Regions from separate parts of the Homo sapiens genome. Here region 2 is linked to region 1. Evidence: chromatin contacts called from ENCODE Hi-C or POLR2A ChIA-PET data. All regions are on one chromosome and are shown on one strand. The core of a region is the stretch at or near the end of the contact, and the rest is flanking DNA. Distances in the headings are between cores, read along the strand shown. Region 1 holds the start of ATP5IF1 (ATP synthase inhibitory factor subunit 1). Region 2 overlaps RPA2 (replication protein A2).

Region 1 (3,080 bases), core at 314-2,813:
GAATACCCCATCTTAAATTGAGGTGTAGCCATCTTAAGAAGACCAAAGAGCTTATTGCTTTCAGATTCCTCTTTAAAATAGAAAACTCCAGAGAGATGTGACACAAGTCCCTAATACCTTATGAGGGGAACAACCCAGGGAACTTGACTCCCCTTTAGGGAAAAAAAAAGGAACAAAATGAGGAAGACAGACAAAGGGGTGTAGCTAAAAGGCAAATATCCATTTCCTATTCCAATCTGTCTAGAGCTTTCTTTGCCTATAGAAATGAATGGCCCACTGTAAGGCCAATAAAGGGTCTCTTGCATGCGCAGTACTTGGCAGTTCAATTTAGGTTCCAAGAAGGGACTGGATTACAATGTTGGTTTGGTCACATTTAGGCCTCAGTTTTCCTTAACTACAAAATGTAGGGGCTCAATTAGATAGTCTCTAACGGCTGTACCTTGGCTCTCTATACGGTATGGCAGGTGTCATGGTGATAATTCTCAACAGAAGGCAGAAGTGAAAGGCCAAAGGACAAGCAAAAGCAAGATTAATTCCTCACTGCTCTCCAGAGTGGACAGAAGTCAGTTAAAGATAACTCAAGGCTGGCAAAGGGAGGCCCAGCCCACTCCATACTCCTAAGCAGGAGAGGGAAATCTACAGGTCTAGGTTGGGCTGAGTAGGGCAAAAGCCTTTAGAAGATGGTGTCCAACCATAAGTAGCTCCCATGACCAGCTCCCATCATCCTCACTCTTGCGGAGTCGGGGGTCTAGAAACACCTGAGAAGCCTGAATGCATGCAGGCTTGCAAAGCTAAGGCGTGCTGGCGAGGAAGGAGAGCGTAGAGGGGGTGACAGGTGGGTAAGGGCCGAGGGAGTCAGGCTGGGAGGCAAACGTTGGGCGGTCGGATCTAGACACTGTGCGAAGAATCTGGGGGTGTTTCGCACGACCTGAGGAGAACTCCACGCGGGAGATGGTAATGATAAAGGAGGAGTTGAGCCGTGGGTTGTTTTGGAGACCCGCCGGTGGAAACGGTTTGGGGGCCTGAAACTGTTGTGCAGGTAACTGGGAGTGCCCTATACGTGGCAACGGTCGGGACATCAAGGGTTAGGGTATACTGGATTGGGGCCCGGGAGTTCTGTTGGGGGATGGGGCGCCCAAGGCACCAGGTAGGAACGGGTGGGGCGATTGGCAGTTTAAGGATTGGAAGGCCATTGGGAGATCCAGGGCTGGACTTGGGACCCGGTGAGCCTCACCGGAAATATCGTTCCTCTTCAGCCTGCTCTCTCTTTCCGAAGGCCCCACCGGCTTCCCGGATGGAGCCCGCGCCCCGGTCGACATTCTCGGACTGCAGAGAGACAGGGACACTGGTAAAGGTACGGAAGCAAAGATGGGATCCGCCCGCGGGGCTGGAGCAGCGGACACTGCCGCAGCGTACCTGATCCGAGCCGAAGCCTCGGGCTTGCATGGTCCTCACGCCCCACACGCCAAGCCACGTCCGCGCCGCCAACGCCGTCACTGCCATTGCTGCTGGAGCTGCACCTCTGGCGTCTCTGCCGCAGCAAGCAGTCTCTCGTTACGCGCTAATGGCAGGGACGGCCAAGCACCCAATCTGGTCGACGGAGGGGCGGATGAACACAGGAGTAGCGAATCACGGGAGAGCGGAGGCGGGCTTCCCGGAGCTCACAGCGAATCCCGAGCAAGAGACGGGTTTCTTCTTAGCCAACCGCTAGCAAGGGCTTAGGGCCAAAGGACTGGAAAGAGGAATGATGGAGGAGTTTAGAGAGCTGAGTGAGGAGAGTGCCAGAAGCCGAAATTTCGGCTCTTGGACCCATCAGAATGAGGCGTGGCGTCCACCTCCAGCCCACGATTTCAATTCTAAAGTCGTTATTATTCAAAGCCCAAAGGAAGTTTTCCCTTCCCTGGCCTGCTAGCATCAATAAAATGGGGGAATTCGGGGTTTGGGAGCTGTGTCCAGGATGCTGATGTCCAGGATACCGACGTCCAATGTGCCCTGGCTTAGATATACATAAATCGCGTTCATTTGTTATGAGAAGTGTCAGTGTTCTGGCTGGGCGCGGTGGCTCACGCCTGTAATCCCAACACTTTGGGAGGCCGAAGTGGGTGGATCACCTGAGGTCCGGAGTTCGAGACCAGCCTGGCCAACATGGGGAAACCCCGTCTCTACTAAAAATACAAAAATCAGCCGGGTGCGGTGGCACGCGACTGTAATCGCAGCTACTCAGGAGGCTGAGACAGGAGAATTGGCTTGAACCCGGGAGGCGGAGGTTGCAGTGAGCCGAGATTGCGCAACTGCACTCCAGCCTGGTGACAAAGCGAGACTCCGTCTCAAAACAAAAAAAAAAAAAAGAAAACCCAAATTATAACTTGACCACCTCAGGCACAGTTTCCTAGGACCTCTTGAGGCTGTGTTTCCCCAAGCTATGGTCACTCATCTTGGCTCAGAATAAACCTTTTAAAAATATTTTAGTTTGTTTTTTTCGTTAGCAACATATTGTTGAATGGGCTTAATAACTGCACTTTTGGCAATGTGGTGCAATGCAGTAGAAAAGAGCAGGCCAGGCGCGGTGGCTCACACCTGTAATCCCAGCACTTTGGGAGGCCGAGGCGGGCAGATCACCTGAGGTTGGGAATTCGAGACCAGCTTGACCAACATGGAGAAACCCCATCTCTACTAAAAAAAAAATATGAAAAATTAGCTGGGCATGGTGGCGCATATCTGTAATCCCAGCTACTCGGGAGGCTGAGGCAGGAGAATCGCTTGAACCTGAGAGGCAGGGGGTGCAGTGAGCTGAGATCACGCCATTGCACTCCAGCCTGGTCAACAAGAGAGAAACTGTCTCAAAAATAAATAAATAAAAATAAAAAATAAATTAGCTAGGCGTGGTGGCACATGCCTGTAATCCCAGCTACTTGGGAGGCTGAGGCAGGAGAATGCTTGAACCCGGGAGGCTGAGGTTGCGGTGAGCTGAGATCACGCCATTGCACTGCGGCCTGGGTAACAAGAGCGAAACTCTGTCTCAAAAAAAAAAAAAAAAAAAAAAAAAAAGGATAAGTAGGAGTCTAGGGAAAGCTTGACCT
Region 2 (3,080 bases), core at 1-2,500, 340 kb after region 1:
GTTACTATAAATCAATTGACCTGCCAGGCCTAGATAGATAAGAAATGCTCAGGGCTGATTCCATTTCCTGTCCTGTAAAATTAGGATAATAATTCCTATCTCAGAGTTGCGTGCTGATGAGGTAGAGAACTGCTGTTACTTAGGTGCTCTGTAGATTGTGGCTATTAAATACGTTACTGACACTAACCCTGAGGACCTTGAAGGGTTTGAAGGTTTCAGAGTGTTTCCTTTGCTTCCCACAACTTTACTTCCCTGAGAGGGACCAACGGGGTTTCAGTGTGTGGCTGGAAAAGGGGGACTTTTAAAGACAGTGGTTTCTACTAGGAGATTTTGTGTGCAAGTGTGACTACAGCTTTAGATCCTTGTTTTCCTGCTTAGACTGTATTTAAGTGAGGCCCTGTTGTCTTTCCTTTGCACAATTTGGGAGAGGGATCCAAGACAGCCCTAATAGCCATTGTCTCCATGAATAAGCTCTGTTTTGCTATTTTACTGGCATTTCTCCCTGTGAGAGCTTTCTATGTGCAGAATACTTGTGAATTCTTAGCTAAGGTAGAAAGTTGGGAGATAAGCGAAGTTTGCATATTTGGCCATATCCAAAAGGCAGTTTCCTTCTGAATTGGCCTGAAAATGACCTTTTTTTTTTCTTCTTTCTTTCTAGGCAAGCTGTGGATTTTCTGAGCAATGAGGGGCACATCTATTCTACTGTGGATGATGACCATTTTAAATCCACAGATGCAGAATAACTGGATCTAACTGGGTACCTGAGATATTTTACAGCTGGACCTAGTTTCACAATCTGTTGTCTCCAGCTCTGCATATGTCTGGCCAGGGGGCTTCTAGGAAGTAGGTTTCATCTATCAAATGTCTCCTCTGACTTCCTTTTGAAACTTACTGCTCTTCTGTTTTATTTTGTTTTGTTTGAAGCTCAGAGGGAGATGGGCAATTGACAGGGATGCAATCCAGGGTGGGATTTCTTGAGGAAGTTACAAATAAGCTTGTTACAACATCAAGATAGATGGAATTGGAAGGATGCTACCAGGAGAGTACTTACATAGTGCTCAGGAGTTTCTCTTCTTAAAATGTTTACTGCTGAAAGATGAGCAGGACCAGGGCGTTATAGGCAGAGCCCTAGCCGAGAAACCTGCTGGCCTCTGCCTGTTTTCATTTCCCACTTTGGTTGTGTGGCATTACTTTCAGAATTGCACTTTCCTGCTTGTCATGACTTTTTGACACACTTGCCATGACGTGTGTTTCTGTGAACATGAAGTTCTGCGGTAGTGCCTCCAGGGGCAGAGGAAAAGAAGAAGTGTTACTGCATTTTGTACAAAATAAATACAGTCATATGTTTAATAAAACAGTTCTATTGTAGTAACTTGTAAAAATTCTCGTTTTTCTTTCTGAGCAGTGTAATGACCACTTTATCATCTGAGGCAGTGTAACATAGTGAAACTTGGATTTGAATTCTGGCTTTCCCACTTTTTAGTTAGAATCTTGAGCAGGCTATGTCAGCTCTGAGAACCTCCATTTCCTCATTTACAAAAAGAAAACGTTATTTCCCCTGGGTTTGTTGTGAAGATTGAAAAAAACATAGTCTGTAAAGCGTCTAAATCTAGTATTGCCATTTAAAGGGATTATATAATGGACTTTAATGTTGACTCTTTGGCAGTGTGTGATCATGTAACTGAATCAAATAGCTACCCATTTGGCCTCAAGATGAGACTTTCCAAAAGCCTATGGTCATTTTTTGGCCAACTTGATTGGCTGTTTCTTACAGAAAAAGAAACTAGTTCAATGATGTTTTTGACAACTCCTGAAAGTAATCTACATCTTGAATAAAAGAACCAATTTTGAGATAAAGTTAGTGAGACGTAACATCCCAATAAGAATTCTCTGGCCGGGCGCGGTGGCTCACGCCTGTAATCCCAGCTCTTTGGGAGGCCGAGGCAGGCAGATCACAAGGTCAGGAGATCGAGATCATCCTGGCTAATTCGGTGAAACTCCATCTCTGCTAAAAATACAAAAAATTAGCCAGGCAAGGTGGTGGGCGCCTGTAGTCCCAGCTACTCAGGAGGCTGAGGCAGGAGAATGGTGTGAACCCGGGAGGCAGAGCTTGCAGTGAGCCGAGATTGCACAACTGCATTCCAGCCTGGGCAACAGAGCGAGACTCTGTCTCAAAAAAAAGAATTCTCTGCTTTAACTCTGTTTCTAAATGAGATCTAGCAGCTGTGTAGAGAAGGCTCCACCTACTTGGTTTCTAACAGTGGATGAATGTATGGTTGTTTTCTATACATGCAGAGTTGTTAACATCTGCGGAACTATGCAAATGTGTAAAACTCAGCCAGCATGTTCATTTGCAAGTGTGTTCCTTCTTGGTTATTTTCTCAAAGAACAATGACTAAAAACAAGTAAAATCGTGTATTTGAATTTGGAATATATGACGGGATACTTTTATGGTTGGTAAACTTCTCTTTCTAGTTATGAAGCTGGGTGCCCTCAAATGGGCAAAGCGGTAGCAGTACTTGTAGGTGGAAGTGGTTTTCTTTTTTCTTTATTTTTATTTTTATTTTTTTTTAGACAGAGCCTTGCTGTGTTGCCCAGGCTGGAGTGCAGTGGTGCAATCTCAGCTCACTGCAAGCTCCGCCTCCCATGTTCAAGTGATTCTCCTGCCTCAGTCTCCCGAGTAGCTGGGACTATAGGCGCATGCCACCATACCCAGCTAATTTTTGTATTTTTAGTAGAGACAGGGTTTCACCGTGTTAGCCAGGATGGTCTCGATCTCCTGACCTCATGATCCGCCCACCTTGGCCTCCCAAGGTGCTGGGATTATAGGCGTGAGCCTGACCGGTTTTTTTTTCTTTTGATAAAAATCAGATGACGACTTAGCAATTAACAACTGCTTGTTAATTTAGTGCTTATTGGATACCTGCTGTATCAACCCGTAGGTCAGGTACTAGGAATATAAAGCACAATAAGAGATTGGCGTCACGGGACAGGCTGGTTCAGCATTCCCAGCAGCACAGAATAGTTGCTCAGTGGTGCTGGATTCCCTGCCATCTTGCCATTTCCACAGTCTCATGGGG

What was found. Hi-C counts contacts between places; a loop is a spot of excess contacts on that map. ChIA-PET counts read pairs that join two places held with the same protein, here RNA polymerase II (POLR2A). Pooled maps may share reads with other maps.
Region 2: a loop to region 1 is called in a pooled map, with 3 times the contacts of the local background. The contact joins the enhancer-like site here to the promoter of ATP5IF1 in region 1. A Hi-C loop is called at or near these places in 2 of 37 single-sample maps with no recorded cell type and 5 of 50 pooled maps. POLR2A ChIA-PET finds 5 or more read pairs at or near these places in 5 of 52 experiments (HEK293, PC-3, T-cell and 2 more).

What each region holds. Positions count from the first base shown.
Region 1 is chr1:28,234,607-28,237,686 of GRCh38, reverse strand. ATP5IF1 (ATP synthase inhibitory factor subunit 1) reads right to left here and starts at 1,563. Exons shown (of 3, transcript NM_016311.5): 1 at 1,417-1,563; 2 at 1,235-1,326. The coding sequence starts at 1,503. RefSeq lists enhancers at 1,305-1,364, 2,158-2,664 and a silencer at 2,101-2,325.
Region 2 is chr1:27,889,826-27,892,905 of GRCh38, reverse strand. RPA2 (replication protein A2) reads left to right here. Exons shown (of 9, transcript NM_002946.5): 9 at 659-1,382. The coding sequence ends at 743. Among named protein-coding and RNA genes, the nearest start is that of THEMIS2, 19 kb to the right of the region's middle. RefSeq lists a silencer at 2,072-2,141. Within about 2 kb of position 1,250, at least 9 of the 41 ENCODE cell types and tissues checked have a DNase peak (open chromatin) inside an H3K27ac peak, as active enhancers do.